Linked DNA regions of Homo sapiens: region 2 is linked to region 1. The links are chromatin contacts, found by Hi-C or POLR2A ChIA-PET in ENCODE. All regions are on one chromosome and are shown on one strand. Each heading gives the region's core, a stretch centred on a gene start or an enhancer-like site at or near the end of the contact. The rest is flanking DNA. Distances are from core to core; before and after follow the strand shown.

Region 1 (6,159 bases), core at 1,178-3,677:
AGAAGGGAAGGGGCTGGGGTCATTCACCACATCCAGAAGCCTGCAATCAAATGAGTTCCTAGGAACACAGTGCAAGCAAGTATCCAAGCCATGGGTAGACAGTGTGGTGCTCATCTGCCTGAGTCTTCCCACAGGACTGCCCCACCACCCACTGCCACCCTCACTTTGGGGTTGACAGCTTGCAACCTCAAGGTGGATGAGTTTGCTTTCTAACCCAGGCACTAATTCATCTTCTGGCTGCAAGCAAATGACCTGCCATTCCTAAACCCCTCCAGGCCTGTAAAATGGAGATAATAATCTCAACCTCCTGCCCCAAGCTAGGCTGTCACAAGTCTCCAAAGAATAACCTTCTACAAACATAAAGGCAGTAAAGATGCTAATGACAGGTTTCAAAACTGCCCCTGAATAAAACACACCCGGTTTTCCACAGCCTGAAATCTAAAAAAGACTGATTGCTCTCCCAGTCTCCTCTTCCTCCTCCTCCATGATTTTATAGCTTTAGAACATCTCTCCACACAGGCTGAATACAGACAGTCTCACTCTTGGTCCTCACCCAGATTATTTTTATGTATCTGGCAACTTGCCTTTTCAATCCCATTTGTTTTCCTTAGCACCGCTAATGGGTGGAAGTCGATGAGGTAAAGAAATCAGCTTCCTAAGCACCCTTGGACTATGACCATAGGAGACAGAATGACAGTAATAGGATGGAGAGGTTTGCAAAAAAAGAAATACCCTCTCACCATAGTGATCACCAGCCCAAAGTACACATGTCAGCCTGGGGACCTGCTTCAGAACTCATTTAGTAGGAGCTTGGTGCTGCTCCAATGCCTCAAAATGCAAAGGCAGACCTCACTCTAAGAGCATACACTCCCAAATGAAAGAGTCATTAAGAGAAACCTGTAAAAGTATTTCCCCAAAGTACCACAGTGTAGATGAGAAAGTTTATGCGACCACCTCCAGGAAAGAGTGTCACCAGGCCCCTGGGAAATTAACTACCACAGAAGGCAAGGGAGCTGGGTCATGGTCCACTGATGTGATTCAGAAAGGGCACCTGGCTGGGGCTGGAATTCCTGCTTGTGAAAGCCCAGGGCACGGCAGGGTTGGGCTGGGCTGGAAGGGAGGGGCAGCCAGGGTGAGTGCCAGTCGTTCCTAGGGTTCAGGCACAAGGTTCCTCACCTCCACTGTGGGGCTGACGCACTGTGCAAAGGTGAAAGAAAGCCAAACCTGAAATCGGCACAAAGGCAGCCACTCGTTGGAAAATCATTTTTAAAGGTCCCCCTGCCCGCCGGGATGAGGTGCTGTACACTATGGAGTGTCCTGAGCACATAAATGACTCTTATCACTTAGGATGCCCAGGAAAAAGTCAACAGACTCACATGCATCATGGTGACCAGGTGACAGGGGTTGAGCAGGTAGATGACGGTCTTGGTGGCGAACTTAAAGCCCACCTCCACCCCGAAGGTCAGGCACAGGGCTACTAAGAGCAGATTCTTGCTCAGGCTCTCCTTGCCTTCCTCTGGCCGCTGGGTCACCTGCTCTGGCTGGCTGCCAGGGCTACCCCTACCGTCCTCCTTCGTCTGCCTCAGGATGTGCCGCAGGGCCACCAGGATCTCCAACAGAGCCAGGGTCAGGACCACCACACTTTCCAGCAGCCGCTGCTGCCAAGAGAGGAAGGCAGCACAGTCGGGGCCCCCATTGCCTGCAAAACTGGGGTCCACGCCCCCATAGAGCCAGTCCAGGAGACTCTGGTAGCTATACCGGGACATGATGCAGTGGTTCCCCTTGACCACAGTACAGGAAGCAAGAGTGAGATGGAACACAAGCCCAGAGGGTTGCCCGGGTGGTGGACCATGTAAGGCGGGCACACCCCCACAACCCCCCTCCAGACACCAGGGCACCGAGAGTAGGGGAGGGGAAGCTACACGCAAGGCCCGGGGTAAAGTGCTGGCTCTAACTTGTCCCCACGGCTGTCTGGGGGAGCCCCCCGCGCTTCTCCAGTGGCCACCAACGAGGCAGGGTTGAAAGGAGCCGTTGGCCAATCTAAAAGGAAGGAGAGGAAAAAAAAAAAAAAGAGGTCTCAAAGAGGCAATTGCACCGGGAATTAGGAAGCGGGAGGGGTAACTAGCGAGGGAAGAAAACGGGAACGGGGCAGTGGCGAAGCAAGCAGGGGTCAGGGGAAGCCGGAGGCCGAAAGGGTCAGGGCGGGGGCCAAGGAGACCCGGCAGTGCTGCGGCAGCGAACCGGGAGCCAAAAGGGGTCAGAGCTAGGGGACACGCGGAGGCAAGGAGAGGAGCTAGCGGGGCCGAGCAGGCGGGGAGGGCGACGGGGATGGCAGGGACGCCGGACTCCTCGTCTCACGCACTCGCCACAGAGGGATCTCTTACTCCTGCAACCGCGTGGCCGTCTCTGCCCCCAGCTAGCAACTTCGCCGCCGACGGGCCCCTCCAGCCAATTTAGAGCCGTCCTTGTCCAGCCTCCCGCCCCCGGGTACACCCCCGAACCCCCAGCTCCACCCTCCGGCCCTAGACGCCCGCCCTCCGGGCAGCACCACCCCCAGCCCGCGGCCCGCCCGGGACCTGCCCCCCTCGCGCAGGCAGCGGAGGGAGGAAGCCAGAGGGAAGGCGGGAGGCCGGGCCAGCCGGGGGCTGGACTAAAGCCGGCCCCTGGACTAAAGCCGGCCCCCCTCCCTCCTCCCCGGCGCCGCAACCTCCCGCGCCTCCCGCCCAGCCCCGGGGACCGGCCGCCGCGCCCCTCGGGGCTTCACTCACCGGCAGCTCGGCCCGCGGCCCCGGATCGGGCTACTGCTCCGCTCCCGCGCTCTCCGCGCCGGGCGCTCGGTTCCCCTGGCGGCCGCCGCCGCGGCGCACGGCTCCTCCTCCCCGTCTTCCTCCCCCTGCAGCAGCCGCGCTCGCTTCCTCCTTCTTCCCCTCCCTCTCTCCTCCCCCTCCCCGCTGCCACCGCCACTGCCTCCCTCCTCCCGTCCAGTTCAGCTCTCGCCCCACCACACGCCCTCGGGCCACGACTACTCCTCCTCGCCTCCTTCCCTTTTCTGCCTCTGGCACTCCCCTCACCCGTCCACCATTCACACCTCCCACCCTCCGCGGCTTCGGCTCTCCCTCCTCCTCCTCCCTCCTCCTCCCTCCTCCGGCTCAGGCTCCGCCTCCTTCCGCCTCCTCCCTGGCCTGCCTCGTCTTCTGCACTCGGAGCCTGCACGCGTGCACAGCCACCCTCCTTCACAACCGTGTACAGAATTCGCCCCCTCGGTGAAGCCCTGTTGACTGGCTCCGCCTCCCGCGACCTGGTTCTCCAGGGCACTTCTTTCTATACTGCACACATAGTAGGCACTTAGCTGGCCCGCACTAACTTCTTGTGGGGGAATAAGCCTTTCTAGTAATGAGCAGCTTGGCTTCGGGGTGTGTGCTGGGTATGGCCGGCTCCTCTTCGCGATTCCTCCTTTCTGCCACGACTCATGCAAGGCCAGAAAGGCATCTTCTCTCCCCTTTCTAGCCACAGCCCCACTCCACACTTCAGTGCCTAGGACAGGAGCTTCATTTCCCTGCTCCTCCCCCTCCTGCTCTGATCCACTATTTTCTCTCTACCTCTTGCCACACAGACCACCCCTGCCACACCCTCTCCCTCTCCCACTTCTCTCCTTTCTCCTGACAGGCCTTCAATGGTAGGCCAGTGGGAGGAAGGGAGGCTTCCCGTGACCTCTTTCCCTCCCCCTCTTCCCCCCTTCCCCCTCCCCAGAGCAGTTGCTTCCTAACCTATGCGTGGAAAAGCCAGCCAGGACTATATGAGTGTGGAGGAGCAGCACTAAGCCCAAAACCTGGATAAGGGCAACTGACGGAAATAAAATCCCCTCTTCCTACCTGCTGCTTTTTACCGATCGGCTATTTGCTTTTCTTGAGACAAGGGTCAGTAAAAGGACCTTCTCAGGACCTTCCTCATGTTTATTTAATATTTATTGAAGACTCACGATGAGTTAGAAGAATATCCAGAAAAACACAGTTAGGCACCTTGCCTAGGAAACACTTTTGGATGTTGGCTGCAAGCCAGGCTCAAAACATAAAATGCAATCTACTGTATTATCAGGCCATCGCCCTCCCGTTTTTTCCAAGTCTGGTTTTCCGAACAAGTACAGCCAGGTAGCCTTGTCTGACTCCAAGTTTTGTACAACATCTACCATAGGCCTGATGTTCTCCAAGTGTCAGAGGCGTTAGAACCAGAGCGACTCCATCTTGAACAGGGCCTGGATAAAATGACGCTGAGACCTACTGAGCTGCATTCCCAAAAAGTTAGGCATTCCAAGTCACGGGATGAGATAGGAGGTCGGCACAAGATTATAGGTCACAAAGACCTTGCTGATAAAACAGGATGCAGTAAAGAAGCCGGCCAAACCCCACTAAAACCAAAAAGGTGATGACAGTTACCTCTGGTCGTCCCCACTGCTCATTATATGCAAATTATAACGCATTAGCATGCTAAAAGTCACTCCCACCAGCGTCCAGAAGTTACCCTATATGGTCTGAAAGGGGGAGGAACCCTCAGTTCTGAGAATTGCCCACCCCTTTCCCAGAAAACTCATGAATAATCCACCCCTTGTTTAGCATATAATCAAGAAATAACCATAAGAATTATCAGTTGAGCAGCCCAAGCTGCTACTCTGCCTATGGAGTAGCCATTCTTTATTCCTTTACTTTCTTAATAGACTTGCTTTGACTTTACTCCAAATTCTTTCTTGCCCCGAATTCTTGCTAGAGGTCCAAGAACCCTCTCTTGGGGTCTGCATCCAGACCACTTTCCAGTAATACAAGTGCCAATTAATAAACAACAACAAACAAGGCTTGATTCAGAGGCTCACTAGTTCATTCTCCTTAAGTGTTTTGTTAAATCCTCAGCAACATAACCAAGGAACATTAAGGACAAAGCTGGGGAGCACCTAGCAATGGAATACAGCATCCCAAAACCTCAAGTTGCTATCTTCAAGGAAGCAAGAATTAGGATATAGCACTTAGCCAATGGCTTCAGTAATCCCTCCAATTTCCATGCTGAGCTTCTGTTGAGAATTTGGCCTAGACTGTCCCGAGTTTGCAACAATGACTATGGTTAATAATGACTGTAGCCAGGCCAGTTTTCTAAATTGAGCCATAAATTCCTTTTTCACAGGCATGTTGAAGAAAAAAGCCAAACTCTGTAAAATATTTGAGATTTATTCTGCACCAAATGTGAGGACCATGACATGTGACACAGCCTCAGAAGGTCCTGAGATCCTGTGCCCGAGGTGGTCGGATTACAGCTTGGTTTTATACATTTTAGAGAGACAGGAGTTACAGGCAAAGATATAAATCAATACATGTAAGGTATACATTGGTCTCAGCCTGGAAAGGCGGGACATCTCAGGTGGTTGGGGGAAGCTCACAGTCATAGGTGGATTCAAAGACTTCTGACTAGCAACTGGTCGAAAAAGTTAAGCTTTATTTAAAGTAAAGAGTTGAAGTCAGCAGAAAGAAATGCTTAAGATAACGGGTATTGTGGAAGCCAAGATTCTTGCTATGTAGATGAAGCCTACAGGTAGCAACCTTCAGAGAGAATAGATGTAAAATCTCTTATTGGACCTTAAAACGTGTCCGACTCTTAGTTAAATCTCTCCTGGATCATGAAAGGACCTGGAAAGGGAAGGAGATTCTCTATAGAATGTAGATTTTCTCCACAAGAGATAGCTTTGCAAGGCCATTTCAACATATGTCAAAGAAATGTATTTTGGGGTAAAATACTTTGATTTCCTTCAGGGCCTGCTTTCTGTCATGTGGTGCTATACCAGGGTCAGGTTAGAATTTGGTATTTTATTGTCACGAAGAGTCTGTTTTGTCAGTCTTATGATCTCTATTTTAATGTGAATGCTGATCAATTGTGCATAAACTCCAAAGAGAGGGGGTATAATGAAGAATGTCCTTGAGGTTTTTTGAACATGGGAAATTTTGTGATGGTTTCTGTCAAGGTTTCTAATGATTTTTTATTGTGGTAAAATATAAAATTTGTTGTTTTAACTATTTTTTTCTTTTCTTTTTTTTGAAATGGAGTCTCGCTCTATTGCTCAGGCTGAAGTGCAGTGGTGCCATCTTGGCTCACTGCAACCTCTGCCTCCTGGGTACAAGC
Region 2 (6,159 bases), core at 1,565-4,064, 1.1 Mb before region 1:
GAGAAGCTGTGTAGTGCCGACTTGGCAGACGAGTCCATTCCAGGCCCTGCAGAGGGAAACGCCTAGCCCCCGGCAGGTGGGGGTGGGGGTGGGGGACGCGTAGCGGAGGCTTAAGTACGCCCCAGATGCCTAGAACGCTGCACTTACCTTCCGAAGTAAAGGTTTTACACAGTTCCCTGCGCACACAGGGTCCCCAGGGATCCTGAGAAGGAGGGCTTTTTTTCTTTTTTTTTTTTGAGCAGGGGTCCCAGACCAGGCCCCAGCCCACCCATGTAAAAGCAGTCAACCTACCTGTCTAGGCCAGATTGATAGCGCCTCCACTTCCCTTTGAGGCACCGTCCTTCCCCACTGCCCTCTCCTTACCCAGGAGGAAAGAGCCAGTTGTTGAGGCTGCTGCTCATTGAGTTTCTTGTTCTCTTGGTTAAAGCTACTGGTTCCTGAAGGTGGGTTACGTGGGTGGGGATGCTGTTGATTTTAAATATCTAGAATCATCCTTCTAATTCTTGGCTGAGCTACAGCTGCCTCAACCTCCAGAGTTGCCTATCTCACCAGAGAATTCAGGGCTTTTGGGTTGTTGGTAAGGCCACGACTTTTCTTCTCTCTCTCTCTAGTTTGCTCCTGCCTTCCTGCCTACTACATCTGATCTGTACACCTGATTTTTTTTTTTTTTTTTGCCTTGGCCACCTTCTTTAACCTTAATTTAGTAGCTTAGTCTCTGAACACATAATAGCAAACTCTCGGATGTCAGCACCTTCCCATCCCTGCAGTTCTTTTTATTTCTCGTTTCCCTCACCTGGTATGTCCACCACTCACCCTCTCCCAAGACCTCAGCAAACTTGTTTGCCCTATATACCATTTCCACCTCTGACCAGGAAATTCTGCAACCTGTGGGAATGGTTAGCTGGTGAGAATGTCCCTAGGGTCCTGTGTCCCCTAGCTTATAACCCTATTGCATGTGAACCTCCTTTTCCTGTCAGATCTCTCCTACAAGGCCCAGCTGCCTGTCCGGAGACTTGCAGGGTCAGCTCCTTGACATCCTAAGGTCTCTCTGACCTCAGGATTCTCAGCTGTCAGCTCTTGCCCAGGCTACCTCCTAGTCTCTTCCCATTTTGCTTCTTGCATGGGCTGGGGGATATGACACTTGTATCCAGAAACAGAGGCTTACAAATGGCTCTCTCTCCAAGCCTCTGCCTGTTAGTCATTCATTACCATATCAAGTCTTTTTGCCCAAAGTTGCCCCTGATTGGAGGCCTCAAGTACCAAATCACAGATCTTGCCCAATTATAATTTTGCAAATGGCCCAGTGAAAACCGCACTGACCTTTACACCTTGCTCATCCCAGAACAGGGCCACGGTGTTGTCACCAACAGGAATGGACCTCCTTCTGTTCCAATACCTCAGACAGCCATACACTTGGCCTGGATTTGAGTCTGCAAAACCATGAGGGGAGCAAGACTAACATGGCTAAAGGCTTCCCTGCTGAAAGCCGTTTTTTAAAAATAGCACTGCAACCGCCCCCATCATGCTTCCCAAAGCCAAGCCACTCACCCTTCTCTCCTTCGCTTCTACAGACCAACAGCCCAGAACCCTCAAGTCTAGAATCTGGAACTGGATTCTGAAAGGTGGGACCAAAAAAAAAAAAAAAAACAAGTGGGGCCTCTATCTCTCTCCTTGCCTGCATCCCCCTCTTCCCACCATCCCCCACCCCACCCCACCCCTTAACCACCACCTAGGGAAGGAAAACTTGCCAGAGTAAGAATCTAAAATGTTCAGTTCACCCAAAAGTGCGGCAGTAATCTTGCCAGAGCCAGTTCACAAACTGAGGGCAATGTCCCCCAGCGAGCTAAGGGGAACAGGAGAGAAGGAGAGGCAGTGGACCCAATGACACTGCTCCCCAGACAAAGAGAGGGCCAATCCAGGGACCCTGAGCTTTCTGGGGGCGTTATTGCATCATTCCAATCCCCACAGGAGAAGAAAAGGGTCCCCCTGTTATTACCATCCCCCCACCAAAAAAAGGGGAGGGGGATAAAGAAAAATAAAAGAAAGAGGGGAAGGCGCCCGTTTAAGAAAATCGTCACTTTTTCTCTTTCCTCGTGTGTGTGTGTGTGTGTGTGTGTGTGTGTGTGTGTGTGTGTAAGGGGCGGGGGGGTTCTACCCCGGACTTGGCCAGACCGTGGCCACACCCCCTCCCCTTTTCTAGGGAACTGCTGTCACAGCTACTGGGGCTGGGTAGGGGGGCGGGCGGGGGGGTGAAAGGGAAGACTTACAGGCTGACGTAGCTTTCAAGGCGGGTTTTGCCTCAAGCGGCCCAGGCCCCAGTAAACGAGTCTAGGGTTTGACCAAGCGAAGGAGCCCCGGCCCTCTGGGAACGGCCCTGACACACCCACTTGTCCGCGAACTGGGATCATGCAAACTGCTCGCTTGGTCTCAGGGCTCCGGGGAGCCACGTAGGAGACTCGAGGCTGGGGCACAAACAGGACAGGAGGGGGGTCCGGAAAGGCAGAACATCTGCCCAGCAGCCTTAAAGCATCATCCAACAGCCACCCCCTCCCCCGCGGTAGCCCGGGTGCAGTTAGTCGCGGGATTTACCTGCCACGGATCCAGCCACCCCGTCAAGACCTTTCCTCTACCTCCGAGCGCTCCAGCTGGCGGGGCTGGGGAGCCGCAGCCCCGCGGCCGCAGCCGCAGCCCCGGGCCCAGCCCGCTCCCCCTGGCTCTTCTCCCGCCCCCGCACACTGGCTCGAGGCGGGGAAAAGCTGCAGCCCCCAGTGCGAGATCCCAGACGGTTAGCTGGCACAGCTGCCCGCCCGCGGTAGAGCCCCTGCTCGGCAACCGCTCCCTAGCCCTTCTCTGCTATTACGTCACCCGAGCTCTGCACCTTACCTAGGCCAATCAGATGGTGAGCATAAAACTAAAATCGCCCTGAGTGGGCTACTGGGGACCAATCTTTTGTTTCCAGGCAGGAAGCGCCTGGGAGGGGGAAAAAACTGAAGGGGAGGGAACATGGAGAGGGAAAGGGAAAGGAGATGGAAACTTCTACACTGTCAGGGTTGTCTAGACAGAGGTGGGGCCATCAAAAAAGAGGGGCACCTGACAGGATGGAGAGGAGGGGAGAGTTCATGTATCTTCCTTAATTGCTCCCCTCAGGAGAATTGAGATTTCAGATGAATTTTCAGGGGACGAAATCTGTACAGCTACACGGGCACACTTTATTCGGGGGAAAAAACGGTTTCGATTTGGGACACCACCTGTCAGCCAGGCAGGTTAAACTGACGGAATCTCTAAAATACACAGAAAACTAAGAGAGACAGATGTGGCAGTGGAATTCAAAGAGATGGCAGTCTAGATCGGGAAACTACTTTTCTGCATATGAAGCACACACATTCCAAAAAGCAAGGAATTATACAAAAAATAAAAATAACTCTACTTCAAATGGAGCTTAAATGCGATTCTCTCTGTCCATCCTTTCCCTTAAACCTTCAAAGCTTTCTCTTGTCTTTAGGATACGGTTCAAATTTTTGCAGATGGCCAAAGCTTTATAAAATCTAACTCCAAAAATAATCTCTTGCTACTCCAAAATCCATACTCCCCATGATTTGGCTAGATTATGTAAATTATGGTGAATCCCAGCAAGGCGACAGTAAGCTGCCATAAAAAGTCAAATAATACAAAACAATAAGGACATTCAAATTATAATGATGTAAAATATGCCTACAGAAAACGATCAGAAGAGGACATAAAATTGTAACCGTTGGGTTAAACTAGTAGTATTATGAGTAACTTTTTCTTTCTACTTTCAAATTTATTTTCATAAAGATAAATATATCCTCACATACTTAAATGGCCAAAATAGATCATGACCCTTCCCAGTGAACTTTTATTCAATTTTCTCCACACTGTGTAACATCCAGCAATAATTTCTCCATAATGCCAACAAAATAGGTTTCAAGAACAAGAGTGAACTAATATATCTGCCCAGGTCCTTTTAGTAAAAGTCGTACAAAAGAGCTACAGATGACCACACGCGGTGGCTCACACCTGTAATCCCAGCACTTTGGGAAGCCCAGGCGGGCGGATCACCTGAGGTCAGGAGTTCAAGACCAGTCTGACCAATATGATGAAACCCCGTCTCTACTAAAAATACAAAAATTAACTGGGCATGGTGGCATGCGCCTGTAATCCCAGCTACTTGGGAGGCTGAGACAGGAGAATCACTTGAACCCAGGAGGTGGAGGTTGCAGTGAGCCGAGATTGCGCCACTGCACTCCAGTCTGGGCAACAAGAGCAAAACTCCGTCTCCAAAAAAAAAAAAAAAAAAAAAAAAAGAGCTACAGATTCGCCAGACAAAACATCTCAGGCAGTTGAAGAATGGGATGCCTCTTTTGGACTGATTCATTTTAAATTGTGATGATACAGGGAATTGAGAAAAACAACAACAATGATCCACTCTATGCCAAAACAAGAAAGAGGGAGGCAAAGACTAAGTAAACGATGTAATCCAGACCATTTTTAAGGGTCAGTTTGCATTTTATTTTCCTAAATTCAAAATATATATATTAATGCATATATGAGTATTACATTAACATTGTAGAAAGTGGTAGAGCTGGGATTTGTATCGAAATGAGTCCAAAGTCCATGCTTTTTCTAATATGATACAGTTTACTACTGCTAAGAATTAAATGTGGTATTACTGGTTTTGTTAAAATACATACTTGCTTTAAAAGAAACAGACTATATAAGATTGGCATTTTTAAAAAATCAGGCATTTTTAAAAATAGCTTTTTTGGTGTCGTGGTTGTCTTTAATGCAAAAATATACAACACTCTTTCTCAAATCCTTCATTAATAAGTTGGAATCAGGATGGTTCTGACTCCAGTGATTTTACAGATATCTTTTTAACTAACTTTGGAGTTAAAAAAAAAAAGCAACCACATCCCACTGGTTTTTTTCTACACCATGGTAAAAATAATCTAAAAAAATCACAAATCAAAATGAATGTAATTTATTCAATGTTAACATCTCTGATTTGTAAAATGCATTTATTTGGGTTAAACAAGAACCTTTTTTAAGAAATAGAAAAATATAACTGGATTTTCCTGGCTAATGATTTAACTTGGGTCTTCTAGGCTATTGATTTAACTTGTAATGAGAAGGTATTTGATTTCACTCTAATCCTCCCATATACCTCAGCTATAACTCAGAGCTATTTATGCAGTCACCACACATGGTTATTTAAACATTTCATGGGTGTATTTCCTTTCTCCCTAGTGATTGTAGAAAGTAGCATGTGGACAAAATCCTATTAGGTGACTGACAAAGCATAGTGATGTCATAGAAAGAGGACTGGACTTAAGACCCAAGCCTAGGGTCTTCCTATGAAAGGGTGATAACCTATGTTATTCTTGATACGAGAAAGCAGTCTTTACTGTCAACATGGTTTGTTCTCCAAGAATATAGGGCAACTGCATGGGAGATCTCAGGAAGGGATTCCAATCTGAAATATCTTAAAGATTTCATCTGTGTAATTTTTCCCCTCAACTCACCATTTTTACCACCCAACTCACTGTTCTCTTGCTTGGGAGCTCTTTGATTTAAGGGTATTACAACACTACCATCATAACCACTTGGCATGTGTATCCTACTTCTCAGGTTACAAACCACTTTTGTATCTCCCCATCTGATCCTCACAACAACCACAACAGTTTACTATGGCAATTATTATGATCTGCATTTCATAGATGAGAGAATGGAGACTCAGGGGTTTGAAGTTACCTGTCCAGTGCTTCACAGAGATGGTCCTGGAAACCAGGTCTCCAATTCTCAGTTCTATGTTTGTTCTGCCACCCTATATGGCCACTTGAGTTGTATATCTTCTCTGGGTCTTTACCAACCCAACTAGCCCCTTGATTCACATGAGAAGTGAGAAGCGCTGGGATGGGGCTTTTAATAACAGAAGTAAACTGAAATGAATATCTTCAAACTGTTTCAGTCAAATCCTGGATAAAAGGAACATTGCTCACTCTCATATACAATTGACGGGAGTGTAAATGGCACAACCTTTTGGGAGCACAAGTGGGTAGTACTTAGGAAATGTTAAAATGCATGTGCCACTTGACCCAGCAATTCCAACTCAAGGAATCTGATTATGAATATATTCAT

Evidence for each region. Hi-C counts contacts between places; a loop is a spot of excess contacts on that map. ChIA-PET counts read pairs that join two places held with the same protein, here RNA polymerase II (POLR2A). Pooled maps may share reads with other maps.
Region 2: a loop to region 1 is called in a map of ascending aorta, with 4 times the contacts of the local background. The contact joins the promoter of PAK3 here to the promoter of TMEM164 in region 1. A Hi-C loop is called at or near these places in 2 of 168 maps with a recorded cell type or tissue (ascending aorta and naive thymus-derived CD4-positive, alpha-beta T cell) and 7 of 50 pooled maps. POLR2A ChIA-PET finds 5 or more read pairs at or near these places in 1 of 52 experiments (WTC11).

Annotation. Positions count from the first base shown.
Region 1 is chrX:109,999,382-110,005,540 of GRCh38, reverse strand. It overlaps TMEM164 (transmembrane protein 164), which reads right to left and starts at 2,427. Exons shown (of 7, transcript NM_032227.4): 1 at 2,363-2,427; 2 at 1,377-2,040. The coding sequence starts at 1,766. RefSeq lists an enhancer at 1,565-2,220 and a silencer at 2,323-3,182.
Region 2 is chrX:111,092,846-111,099,004 of GRCh38, reverse strand. PAK3 (p21 (RAC1) activated kinase 3) reads right to left here and starts at 2,814. Exons shown (of 18, transcript NM_002578.5): 1 at 2,590-2,814; 2 at 1,549-1,615; 3 at 1,321-1,430. RefSeq lists a silencer at 2,614-2,743.